Regions from separate parts of the Homo sapiens genome. Here region 2 is linked to region 1. The links are chromatin contacts, found by Hi-C or POLR2A ChIA-PET in ENCODE. All regions are on one chromosome and are shown on one strand. Each heading gives the region's core, a stretch centred on a gene start or an enhancer-like site at or near the end of the contact. The rest is flanking DNA. Distances are from core to core; before and after follow the strand shown. Region 1 has its middle 15 kb from the start of LINC02836. Region 2 has its middle 39 kb from the start of PRDM1.

The links. Hi-C counts contacts between places; a loop is a spot of excess contacts on that map. ChIA-PET counts read pairs that join two places held with the same protein, here RNA polymerase II (POLR2A). Pooled maps may share reads with other maps.
Region 2: a pooled map shows a loop between it and region 1 (4-fold over the local background). The contact joins two enhancer-like sites. A Hi-C loop is called at or near these places in 8 of 50 pooled maps. POLR2A ChIA-PET finds 5 or more read pairs at or near these places in 2 of 52 experiments (GM10248 and T-cell).

Annotation. Positions count from the first base shown.
Region 1 is chr6:105,643,990-105,650,903 of GRCh38, reverse strand. No RefSeq gene overlaps it. Among named protein-coding and RNA genes, the nearest start is that of LINC02836, 15 kb to the right of the region's middle. RefSeq lists enhancers at 3,904-4,093, 6,661-6,900. Within about 2 kb of position 4,408, at least 4 of the 41 ENCODE cell types and tissues checked have a DNase peak (open chromatin) inside an H3K27ac peak, as active enhancers do.
Region 2 is chr6:106,122,144-106,129,057 of GRCh38, reverse strand. No RefSeq gene overlaps it. Among named protein-coding and RNA genes, the nearest start is that of PRDM1, 39 kb to the right of the region's middle. Within about 2 kb of position 2,842, at least 3 of the 41 ENCODE cell types and tissues checked have a DNase peak (open chromatin) inside an H3K27ac peak, as active enhancers do.

The sequences.
Region 1 (6,914 bases), core at 3,159-5,658:
GCACTGTAAAAGTTATGTTTTTCAGATGTCATCAAATGAGAGTAATGAGTTCAGTCACAGTGTCCTGCCTCCTCCAATTTTGCTTCTTCAAGCTAAAGGCCCTGCCTCTTTTTTAGCCAAAACATTGTCATTTATCCATTTATTTTGCACATTTAAACAGAAGAGTAGAATTTCATGTTTGGCTTTTACAAACTCCCTAAATCATTTTTTTTCAGCTTTAAAAATGAGTATATTAATACTGATGCAAAGGTTGAGGCGACAGTGTTTATAATGTTTCCTGAGATCTGCAGATGAAAGGTAGATGTTGATGTTATAATAGTGTAATCTGGATTGTTATTGAAAGCTTCTGTGTTCTCAGAGTCAGATTTAAAGAGATCTCAATCTCTTTCTTGTGGGCTTAGAATGCTTTTAAAAATTGTCAAAAGAAAACCATTTCCTTCACTATTCAAAAAAATTGAAAGAGAAGAACTTCTGAATATTTATTCAGAAGTAGTTCAAAAAATAGCTGGTTTTATTTTATTTTGCAGAGGATTAGAAATGTAGTTTAAACTACAAAAAAGGAGTTTTTCAATATTTCAGAAAGAATCATTGGTATATTGAAAGAGCAGATTTGAGGCCGAGTACAATTGCTCATGCCTGTAATCCCAGCACTTTGAGAGGCCAAGGCGGGTGGATCACCTGAGGTCAGGCATTTGAGACCAGCCTAGCCAACATGGTGAAACTCTGCCTCTACTAAAAATACAAAAAATTAGCTGGGTGTAGTGGCACATACCTGTAGTCCCCGCTACTTGGGAGGCTGAGGCACGAGAATCACTTGAACCCGGGAGAAGGAGGTTGCAGTGAACCAAGATCGCACCACTGTACTCCAGCCTGGGCAACAGAGTGAGACTCTGTCTCAAAAAAAAAAAAAAAAATGTGGATTTGAGAAATGACAGCAAACCCAGAATTATTAATGGGAAAATAAAAATAGAAATGTAATATGATGTTGAGTTATATTTATGTAGAGCTTTAAAGTTTACAAAGTGTTTTTATCTTAACTCAGTCTATCCTCACAACATCTCTCTTGGAGGAAAACCTGTGTTTTATGTCTGAGGAAACTGATATTTGGGGAGGCTAAATCACTTGCCCCAGGCTATATGGCTGGTATCTTGTCGATGTCGAACTTGAACCTGCATCTTCTGATTCTTGGGCAATGATTGTTCTGTCCTTTAGAAAGGAAGATAGAACTTCTGCTTTGCTATTGGCTGTTTTCAGGGAAATCAGAAGATAAGAAAGAAAGACAATATTTCTAGCAGTTTGCTTTAAAGTGGTTGACAAAAATACATTGGTCCACACTACTCTAGTCACCTGCTTCTTTTGCATGAATTTTGGCCAGGTGAAGACTTAGCCTGAGAGGGAAGAAGGACCTGCTTTTAGACCTTCATCAGATGTCTTAAGTCACTTATAGGGAGTCATTCTGTTATTTCTTACCTCATGCTTTCTCTTTCTGTGGACATAAGTTTGTAGTGATATCTCATTCACAGAACATAGTAGTATACAGGAACAGAAAAGAAGGGAGGGATGGGCGGTGGATGGTAAGTGTGAGCAGGTGTTGGAGAGATGCTAAGCTCAGGCCACAGTTCAACTTCACAGGAAGTTGAAGAGCTACTTAGCCTTTCCTAAAACTCAAACTTTCTAAAACATTGACAATAAGGACAAGTAATTGATGGGTAGAAAATGGAGAAATGGTCATGGGAGGAAAGAGATAAAATAGGTTTAGAACATTTACTTATTTACTTGTCTCCAAAATTAACACTTCCACAAGCTTGATGAATGGGGACCTTGTGCATGGTTACATTTACCATCTTACAGCTTTCCTCTCGGTTAGTGAATTTAACAATATGAATGAAAATAGATGACACAATTTTGAAGTTGATAAAGGTTTTTTGTTTTGTTTTGTTTTGTTTTTTACTTAAGTCACCAAAGGATGGGTGGGCTCTAAATAGGAAATGGAAGAGGTAAAGAAGCAGGTCATATTGAAAACAAAAAATAATAAAAAATTTCCCCAGAGGAAATACCCCTTTCTAGAGCATACTAAACTCTTAGTTGCCATATGTTGCTTGAAAAAAAAAGTTATATACCACATTTTTTCATAATACAAACTATAGAAAATGAGGTTATAGGAAATCTTTTTAGCTGAAGGAGATCTTCAGAAAAGTGAGAAATCATCTGGGTGGAGGGGCTTTAGTTAGAGAAGTCTGAAAAACCCCAAATAAAAGGAATCAGCAGTTCCTAGAAGGAAACAGTTTGGTAGGAAAAAGGGATTATCCCAACTAAACGGCTAATGAAAACTGATAGCTTGAGTGGCTTCTGCTTGACAAGGAGATTGTCACTGTTGACAGGGTTGACTGGCAGGGTGGAAAAATGAGGGGGATAAAGCTTCACAGAAAGACTTCAGAGGAAACTTGACACCTTCAAAACCACAGGTGTGAGGGTAAGTGAAACCGTCAAGTAAAAGTTGGCGTTGTTTTTCAGGATCTGATGTTCTGCATACTTTAGGTTCAAAATTTAGGAGTTTAAGGGGAACACTGAGATAAGTTGGGACATGGGAGGTTAGGAATCGAGGAGTCAGAGGACTCTTTTCTGCCCGTGAAGGGACTCCGTAGACTCTTAAATGTATTCCACAGTACTTTCTAGAGCTCTAAGAAGACAGGCTAGCTTTTTTCTCTACCAGCCCAGCCTGTTTCAAATCACAGGCTTCAATAGGCTTTCTAACCTAGCTCTCAAAGGTGATTTATTGAGTGTCTGTTATGTCCAAGATGCTGAGCGTGGAGTGTGTGAATACATAAACATGTTTGAACACTTGTTCCTTGCCTTCAAGGGTTTCATCTCAATGAAAAAATGGGATAGAATGAATTCTGCCTCAAGATGAATTATTCTCAAATAGAACTAACAGTAAAAAGTAAAACACAAAAAACACAAATGCCAAGTAAATAGCATTAACATTAAATGCTATAAAAATTCAGAGATGGAGGTGACAGGAGTTGAAGAAGCCCTTTTTGGGAGAGGTGGAAGTTGAGTTACATCTTTAAGGCGGAATAGAATTCAGACAGCCTGGGTAAGGGTGGGGGGAGGAGGGAATGTGAAGAAATGGGGAAGAATGGTAGGACACTCCCAAAGGGGTAAAGAAACTACTGGAGTAAGGGGAACAGAGGATTACATTTAATAACTCTAAGATGCACCCCCTGGGAAAACAAACAGTGGAATTTGTAACAATTATTTTTGTTTGGCTCTTGAAGCTGAGCATTTATGTCTGTTGAGGATATAAAAAGTTCAGTGTTCTAAATGGGAAGAGAATGACCTGAAGTGAATGGCAGAATGGGCTCTGGGGACACTGGACCTAGGGCTGCACCCTGGCTCTGCCATTTGTGAGTGGTGTGATCTCCAATGAGTTCACGTTTTCATGCCTCAGGCTCCTAATTTTTAATTTGGGATAATATTAGTATCAATAGTATCTAATTCATAGGGAGCTGTGGGGATTAAGAGATAAAGTATTTATTATGCTTATAGTGTTGGGCACATAGAAGGAGCTCAATACATCTTTATTATTTTTATATTAATATAAAATAACAATAATAATGGTAATAAAATCTCAAAGCCAAGTAAGCATCATGAAATTTTTCACGTGCCCATGAGCACAGAGGAGATCTTCAGAACCTACTGTTTTCTGATCTCCAAGAAAGATGGAGAAAAGAAAATTATAGCATTTTTCTTTCATTTTTTCTTCCTTCCTCTTTTTTTTTCTAGAATAAAGAGATGAGGAAAATGCAAGACAGTCCATGTCGCTCTTGGCTGTTCTCTGCTACTCCCCCCAGGTTCAGGGGTCTGTGAGTGGTCGTGAGAACCCCACCCCCAGGCTTCTGCTTGGGTCCTTATCATAGTGGCCTCTCCTGCTACCCAGTGAGAGTTCACTGTTCTGGCAAGGGATATGGCTCCCGACTCAAGGAGAAAGGGAGCGCAATGCTTTCCTTCTCCATTATTCTATGGGCAGGTTTAATATCCAGTGCCTCCTATTTATAATTAACATGAAGTTGTTTATTTCTTGCTTCTCATTTTAGCAGGGTAAGCATGTAGAGGCAGGCCACTTTCTAGTAGATTGTGAGAAGATAGACCTCAGCATGAGCCTGACTGTGGGTCTGATGTGGAGAGAAGAGAGTCAAAAGGAAATATTCTGTGGCTTTCTATATGACTGAAATGCAGCAAGGCTATTGTTTGCTGTAGCAGCTGATTGAAAAAGAGTGACATTCTGTCCACTGAACGTTAATAGGCTCAAGTGGAAGTGTGGTGATCAAAGCTGAGTCATAACTTGAGAGGAAACCAGTCTTACCCATGTTTTTTGTTCTTTAGTGGAGACACCTAGTAAGCTCTTCGAAGACGGTGGCTTTCTACAAAAGGAGAGCTATAGTAACCGTTGGCCGCAGCAAGATGCTCTTCTCACTCTTGTGTTGGAACAAGAACCAGTTATGAGAAGCCTGGGTTTGACTTGCTTTTGGTGTGGTTAATGCTGGTGGGAAGGTTTCTTATAGGTCTTTTTATTTATTAATACATTTGGTCATAGATGGGCCTTCAGGATTTTCAATTGCTGTGACTATGTTGGTCTGGCTAGCTTTTTCCAGGCTAACAATGCAAACACCCCCAGCACCCCTGAGGGATAGTCTCACAAAGCCCCTGTCTGTCTGGCCTGTGGCTACATAAGCAATCTCTTGACAGTTCTTGGAACGTGAGACTTGGTGACGTGACCTAAGACTTCGATGTTTTTGTGATTTATCCAGGACACTTGACTAGGTAACAGGAATGCAGATGATCTCTGTCTCAGTGCTAGAACCTGCAGCTTTAGCCCAGGTTTATTCTTTGGGGTATGACTGCTAATCTGAAAATTTTGGGGAGAGTCCAGTGTCTGTGCAAGAGCAAATCTTCAATTTGGACTGATTCCACTATGAAGGAAATTGAGTTTTTATGGGAGCTAAAAATAAACGATCCTTAGCACTCCCTCCATCCTAAAATACATTAAATAGCCCTTACATTTTCAAGTTAGAACAAATCTGGCCTCATTGTTTCTGTCACTCTAACACTTGTTAATGTTATTTATGTAATTTTCAGATATTCTCAGATCAAAATTTTCCATGCCCAGTTATCTTTCTCATGCAAAGAAATTGTGATCAGTGTTCAGTTTCAATCAGTTTACTGAAGGAAGGGTCGTTTACAACACCTGTAGCCACTTTTCTCTTAGGGACTTAGTTAAAAAATCAGATGCAGGGTGTGAAATGAGACCTAAGTAATTCTTTCCAAGTTCCTTTGAGGAGCTCCCTGCTAGTACTCTCTCAGCCTAGAAATCAACACCTGCCTTTCACAAAGGAGCCTCCATCCAGTGTGGAATTCCAGCAAGTACACAGGTAGTTATTTCTAGGAATATTGCCCTTGCACATCTCTCCTCTTGCCAGGCACCAAACTAATTTCTCAAAGAGAAACAGTGGGAAACAATATGTTCTGTGCTGCCTTCACATACTACCATAAGAGGCAGTTAGTTACATAAGCCGGCTTCCAGAGATTTGCCAAGTGCTCTTTTTAAAAAAAGTGGCTGCTGATGGAACATTCTTTACATAAAACAGATACTTGTTTCAGCAACCAAAGTCCATGTCCACAGCAAAATCCAACTAGTGTTCTACTTTTCTATTTGTCTATAGAGTATAGATCTCTATACACTTCAGGAGAAAAACTTGTGTCAATAATGGATTGGGTTCGACAGTTTAAAAGAAAAAACAAATGGACATTTTTCATTACCTCAATTTCTCATTATCTACATCAACTCAGAACCGTCAAGAAGGCCCATAGTGAAGCCTAAAGGTTTTGAAAGGGGCTACTATGAGCATTATGGATTCTGTCCCATACTCAGGAAGCACCCCCCGACCAGGAATTTCTCAAGACCAAGGCGTGATGAGTGCAGTTTTACTACTGCCTCTGCTCATGAATAAGACCTCTGTGGTAAATCATTTCCCAGGTAGAATTTGCTCTTCCTCCTTAAGTAAGAGTAGTCTTTAAAAAAAAAAATCCTTTCTCAGAGTAGTAAACAACTCTCTGAAGTAGGCATCATCTAGATAACCTTTACAAAAGACATTCTCTGCTTGATTCCATATTGGTTCTGATGTAAAAGTGCATCAAAGTTAGAAAAATCTTGCTCAAGTTTCAACAGCAAATATTCTTAGCCAGAGGAGCTGACGTGGGGGTGAATGGAAAGGAAGTAGAAAGTCAAGTGCAAGATCAGTTACAAGAATACCACTTAGAATTTTTGGTTTTCCCTCATGCTTGGTGAATATATTTTTTACATGTCAGTGGGTTGGGCCCATCATTAAGCTATTGTCTCGCGGCATCAAGCCCATCCTCCTACACTCTGCTGTGTGATGCTGGACCTCTGCAATACACATTTATTTCTGTGTTGCTGATAATTCCCTGTTAGGCTCTGCCAACAGGGGATGCTAGAGAAAGACTGCAAGTCTGGGAAAGGAGAAAGTTTATTTTCCTCTCTGCTACCTCTGACTCCAGTTTTGCTTCCTATTTCTTTCAGTGTCACCCAGCAACACTTCTTCACCCAAACAGTGGCATTTTACTTCAGTAACAGCTGTTTATACTAGTTTGCATTTTTTTTTTCTTGACACAGGATCTCATTCTGTCGCTCAGGCTGGAGTGCAGTGGTGTGATCACAGCTCAGGTGATCCTCCCACGTCAGCCTTCCAAGTAGCTAGGACCACAGGTGTGCACCATACCCAGCTAATTTTTGTATTTTTTTGTAGAGATGGGTTTTCACTGTGCTGCCCAGGCTGGTGTCGAACTCCCGGGCTCAGGTGATCCACTTGCCTTAGCCTCCCAAAGTGCTGGGA
Region 2 (6,914 bases), core at 1,593-4,092, 480 kb before region 1:
TCATTTGTCTTTCTAGTCTTCTGTGGACTGGAAAGCAGATCCCCTACCCTTTTAGATTTGTGCATGAAGTCGGAGTAAATAGAGTCTAAAAGAGTCTGAATGAGGGGCTCACCTAAAAAGCCACGAGCTGAGCTTTATCACTGAATCTTATGAAATTCTTTCTGGTGGATCAGAGGCCAGTGTTCTTTTTTTAATTAATTAATTAATTTATTTTTGAGATGGAGTCTCGCTTTGTTGTCCAGGCTGCAGTGTAGTGGCACAATCTTTGCTCACTGTAACCTCTGCCTCTCAGGTTCAAGCGATTCTCCTGCCTCAGCCTCCCGAGTAGTTGGGATTACATGTGTGTGCCACCACGCCCAGCTAATTTTAGTATTTTTAGTAGAGATGGGGTTTCACCATGTTAGCCAGGCTGGTCATGAACTCCTGACCTCAGGTGATCCGCCTGCCTCGGCCTCCCAAAGTGCTGGGATTACAGGCATGAGCCACCGTGCCCAGCCGTGCAGAGGCCAGTGTTCTAAAAGGACAAGGTCTTATCATCAAAATAACTTATATGATCCTCATAAGCATGACATTTCTGTGTTATATTTTGAACTCCATGTTGCTTTTCTTATTTGTCAACATTATAGTGTTTTCCATGCCAGACTTCACCACAGCAAACAATAAATAGCCAGACTCAAAGACATCAAATTATTATTTTTATTTTACTTTTTTATTTTTTTTATTTTTTGAGATGGAGTTTCTCTGTTGTCACTCAGGCTGGAGTACAATGGCGCAATCTCAGCTCACTGCAACCTCCGCTTCCTGGGTTCAAGCAATTATCCTGCCTCAGCCTCCCAAGTAGCTGGGACTACAGGCACGCACCACCACACCTGGCTAATTTTTGTATTTTTAGTAGAGACGGGGTTTCACCATGTTGGCCAGGCTTGTCTCTAACTCCTGACCTCAGGTGATCCACCCGCTTCAGCCTCCCAAAGTGCTGGAATTACAGGCGTGAGCCACGGCATACGGCCAGCGTCACATTATTGAGGAAGTTAATGTCCACGGATCCAAATTATATAGATGAATTATTTTTAAATATTTCAAATATGTTTAAGGTTGTGCACCTGTGTTTTAATTGCTCAAGAGGTGATTAGATGGCGTAGAGGTGGTGAGAGACAGGACAGCATAGTACTAAGAGCCAGACCATCTCCTTGTTGAAAGGAGGACAAGATATGTTTGCTGGGTGTTATATGAGTGTGTTTGTAAAGCATTTGGGAAGCATTAACTCTTATTTTTAGGCAGGGAGAAGAATGAACTGGAACTAAAGATTGGTTCCGGATCAGAACAAGAGTAAATCTCCCCCTACCCTTTCTCTCTGCCTCAGGAAAAGGAGAAAAAAAGAAATAGTATAGTAAATATGGACAATTTTACTATATAATAATTTCTTTCTTATTAAACACCTAAAAATATTTTTATTATGTTAAAATGCTTTCTTTTTTTCTTTTGAGACAGAGTCTCTCTCTGTCCCCCAGGCTAGAATGCAGTGGCGTGATCTCAGCTCACTGCAACCTCTGCTTCCCAGGTTCAAGCGATTCTCCTGCCTCAGCCTCCCGAGTAGCTGAGATTACAGGCATGTGCCACCACACCCGGCTAATTTTTGTATTTCTAGTAGAGACAGGGTTTCACCATGTTGCCCAGGCTGGTCTCAAACTCCTGACCTCAAGTGATCTGCCAGCCTCGGCCTCTCCAAATGCTGAGATTACACGTGTGAGCCACCGTGCCTGGCCAAATGCTTTTTTGTTTTTAACTAAATAATGATAATTTATGACTAACAATTTTACTAAATAATAGTATAGTAAACATGGAGAAGGAGGAAAGAAGCCGTGGGGATACTTTGAAGCTACTTGTGTCTATTTGTAAAATAACCATTGCCTAAAACAGAACTCTGACTTAAATACTGATGGCAACTCAATAATCTGCCAACATCTGACAAGAAAAATGCAGAAAAAAGAAAGAAAGAGGGAAAGGGTAGTGAAAATAGTCAAGATAATAGAAACAAGAAAGCACTTCAAAGGTGCCTTAAGCAGCAGTGAGACCCCACTGCCCCTTCTGGGATATGTCATGAATGTACATAGAGAATTCCTACCGAGGAATAAGAAGTGAAATAATTGGGTTCAGAAATGAGGACTTCTTGAGGGAGCAGTGAGGTTGGCTGACTTTTTCTTTAGTTTCATCGTCTCATGAAATGCAAACTCACTGCAAGGAAGTACAATCTTATGTTGTTCATTAAATACCGACTTGGTAAATGAAAGGACAAAGCCTAAAGATGTGGCATCATTAATTTTTTTCACTCCCAACTGTTGGTTGAGTCATTTCCAAAGACAGACTGCAAACCCCTTGAGCTGTGGCTGGAAATGAGGAATGAAGATCAGCTTAGGTGCTGAGAATTTTTATCCATCAAGACCTGGGGTGCTGGACACAGGGTAGAACTTTTGAAGCATTCACTGAAAGCCAAACAGTAGTCAAGAAAAGTTAAGACATAAGAAGACCCCTGTCTTCTACGCAGGAATGGGGAGGTCCTCTCCCTGCAGCTCAGCTTCTGGGCCATCAAAACATGAAGAAACAAGATGGTTGGTGGTTTTGTGTTGTAAACATTCAGCTCCAACACACACCTCAGTTCGTTAAGCGGTGAGGCGGGGAGGATGATCCATTTTGACTCATGCTGCCGAGGTGGCGGAAATCCTCCTGAAGACAGCAGGAGGGATGCAGTGAGACCAAATTACCCACGCATCTGTGGAAATGGGTGGGGAGAGAAAGTGATTCATGTCAGGACTAAGATAGCCTGATTCGTGTCTTTATGAACTCCAAGTGGTCCAGAGTCCATTTTCCAAAGTCATCATGAAAGAGGAAGTTTATTTTAGTAAATAGAAAGTAAAACATGTTGGAGCTGCACACACAGATGAGACTCAGGTGAGGAAGGTGCTGGGACTCCATGCCCAGGAGAAGTGAGGGGGCTGCCAGCGCAGCCAGTGGGCTCGGTGCCCAGAGACCTACTTGATCACACACCTCAGAGGGCTCACTTGATCACACACCTCAGCGGGACTCATGTGCATAGCAAAAAGAGAAAGGGGGTGACAAAATTCGGGGGACTTTGGCCTTTGGCCTTTGTTACATTTCTTTTTTTTTTTTTAGACAGACTCTCACTCTGTTGCCCAAGGGAGTGCAGTAGCACAACCTCACCTCACTGCAACCTCCATCTCCCCAGTTCAAGCCTCAACCTCCCGAGTAGCTGGGACTACGGGCGCACACCACCATGCCCGGCTAATTTCTGGATTTTTAGTAGAGATGGGGTTTCGCCATGTTGGTCAGGCTGGCGTTGAACTCCTGATCTCAGGTGATTCGCCTGCCTCACCCTCCCAAAGTGCTGGGATTATAAGCATGAGGCACTGTGCCCAGCCCTTTGTTATATTTTTAAAAATTAATTCAATTACTGAGGTGTTTTTTTTCCCACATAAAAAAGGGCAAAAGTTATCCATTTTTCTGACTGCTTTACTCCTATTATATGGTTTCCAGATCTGAGATTGTAGGAGGTTTTATACAACCCCTCACAGATAAAAATTGATATGAGATCCATTTTGGTGTGGAGTGTCAATGCTGAAGCATCTAGCTTGGACTGGACCCATGGTGGGGAGGTTTGGGTGCCCCGAAGGCTGCCTGCCCTGGCTGTTTGCTGGAAAGTCTGTATGATCACCCACCTTCTCTTGAGCAATAGAGAGAACCTCCTAGTTCTCCACCCCCACCCCAAAACTGTCTCAGCAGCCTGGTCTCAGGAAAGCCCCAAGCCTGAGTTGTTGAACTTGCTCTCACAGTGTTCGATCGGTTTGAGGAAAATAACTGTCATGTCCTTAGCATTGCCTCTGCTGAAAACCCAAGGGGACTGTGACCATGTGGCAGTGATATAGAAAGAGCACTGCATGTAGAGTTAAAAGACCGAGGGTGTAGTCCCAGCTTTGCAGCTGATGCTTGATGTGTCCATGGGCAGGTCGCTTGTCCCCAGTCTCCTGCTTGTAAGATGAGGAAGTTGAGCAAAATCTCCAGGGTCCCTCCTCCCTATGAGATTCTTCGAGTCTATGAAGTCCAGACTCTCTGGTAATGTGCCAGGAAGAACTTAGAACCTTTCTTATGACAGGAGCCAGGGCTGCTCAGTCCCCTCCTTGGCCACATGTGTCCAGGTGACAGAGAACACCCATGAGTGTGACAACACAGGTTCTCAGGGAAGGAGGAATCTTCCGGCTTTCTCTCCTGCGTTTCCCAAATCCTCTCCCTTTTGAATAAACATGTTGAGATGGTGACCTAAAACCCCATGTCATGTAGTATTAGGTTATTGAAACCCCTCCTTGTGTCTCGCTCTCCATGTCAGAAGCATTGGATTGGAACTGACTTGAAGGAGACAGAGCAGTAACTCCCACGCCTTCCTCCAACAGAACTATTTTAAAACCTTTTGCAGAGAATCCACTCCATGGTTCAGACCTCTGTGAAAAAGTTCTCTACTTGTCCCTCATTTAATGTTTGCCAGCCCTCAATGTTGAGCTGGCCAGAGGATTAGGACACATTTTAAATATTATTTAATAATTGGATAATATATGTACCTGGTACAAAATTCAAAAGATACAAAAGAATATTCAAGGTAAAGCAAATCTCTCTCCCAGCCCATACTCCAGCCATCTCTTCCCTAGAGGCATCCACGTTCTGCAGGTTGTTATGTAGCTGTTCAAGATATTCCATGCATATGTAAGACTTTGTGTCTATATTCCTATTTTTTTCTTTTCACTAATGGCAGCACAGTACTCACGGCTACACACTTCCTTTTTTCTTTTAAAGCTGTATTTGAGAGCTCTTCCATTTTAGTACATGTAGATCTGCCTCATTCTCCTTTAATGTCTGGGTAGTATTCAATTATATAGACGATCATAATTTGTTTAACCCTTCTTCTGTTAATGGACCTTTAGATGTTTTCCAAAATGTTGTTAAACAAACGATGCTGCAATGAATATCCTTGTACACGCAACATTGTCTTACCATGTGCTACCTGACAGTGTGAGTTTTATTTTCCTGTGTAAATGTTTATCTTCTCAGTTAGTTTGTAACTGCTTACAGAACAGGCACAGACATTCAAAAACAAAACACAGTATTATGCACATAGTATGGCTTTCATAAAATATTGGGTGAATGAATTAAAGCTCCTCAATCATGCCAGTGGTATGGAGAAGCAAATGGTATTTCAAAGGTTAAATGAATTGCCTAAATCAGAGAACCAGACAATCAAAGGAAACACCAATAAAATAAAATAAAACTGATAAAAATAAAAGCAGATATTTAGAATATACTTCCCAAAAGTTGAATATTTTTCCGACATTTACATTCACACTTAGAAGAGATAACTCCATTGGCTAGCCCAGCAAGGAGAGTAAACAGTCCTCTGGAAAAATCGGTCACTTTGGGGGGCAGGCAGATGGCTCCAGCTATTGGAATGCCATTTATTAAGTGTTGACTTCAGTTCACAAAACAGTGGCCCAGTGACCTGGAAAAGTTAAGCATCACCAAGAGGGCCTCCACTGGTCGGGAGGGTGACAGTTCCTCCCATGAGGGGATCTAGTGCAGTTCAAAGGAAGATGAAAATGGAAAAGGAAGAGAAGAAGGGAAAAAAACACTCTGACCACACAACAGCTCTGGAATCAATCAGGAAAAAGGGAGAATGAGTAGATGACTTTAATTGTCCTGCATCAGCTGTCACCAATGATACAGGAAGAGAATGCCCTTTGTTAAAAAACAAGGAGGGTGTTGTTATCATGATGTTTAATGAACACTCATTATAACCTGGTACTACAAAATGTGTGGTCTGATTGGTTGATCTCAAAACAATTATGTCGACATCTCATAACTTAAAGATCATACAGCTTTGTAATTTCGCAACGCATTACTTCTTAAAAACAAGAATAGTTTTTTTCCCATATGCATACGTGTTCTATTAATCTTTATAACCTTTCCAAGATTTCTAAGACCCTTACTTAGAGTGACTCTAGGGTGACACCAGTGTATTCACAGGTGGTATATTTCCTTTGCCCTCAAGGGGAAGGGGAGGGGAAGAGCGTTGGATTGCTTGTTTTCTTTCTCTCTTTCTCTCTTTACTCTTTAGTGACCTGCAGGAGCAGACCCATTTAGTCTAGAGAGAATATCCCAGTTCACCCTTCTACCCACTCCTTAACCAGTAAAAGCCTTGTCATCAGGTTTATGGGCTGGAAAACAACAAGCCAACTCCACAGCAGCAGGGAATGGGAAGTGTGGATGCCACACGGCACTGAAATAAGAGAGTAATTTGAGGAGCATAATTATCCAAGGTGGCAGTTTGATGAGGGGATGGAGGTTGACACTCCTAAGCTTGAGTCAAGTGCCCTGGAATCTGAGTGGCTGTTGAAATGGTCCACATTTCAAGTTCCTGCCTCACGCCAAAGTGCTGGCAGTTCCCTCATAACAAGGCCCACCTGAGCACCTGCAGGCCTGACCCACAGGGCAGAGGGCCTCGTGCTGAGTCACTGAAACCTCCCAAAGTTCTGAGCCAAGAGCTACAAGGCAACACTCCCGTTTCCCTTCGCCACCACGACCAAAACACCATGCTGGGCAGAGGTTAGAAGAGAGAGCCACCACCAAATGTTTCAACAATATTTTTAATGTTCATACAGCTTTATTAAAATGAGCAATAAGCTTTACATTCCTTGGTTTGTAGAAATGGACTCAAGAGGTCATTTGGGTTAACTGCTACATTTAACAGATGTGGAAACACGCAGGGAGGTTACATGTCTTGCTAAAGTCACCCAGGCAGCCAAACCAGGATTAAACTCAGGTCTCTTGATCACCTGTCCCACCAGTATCCCCCA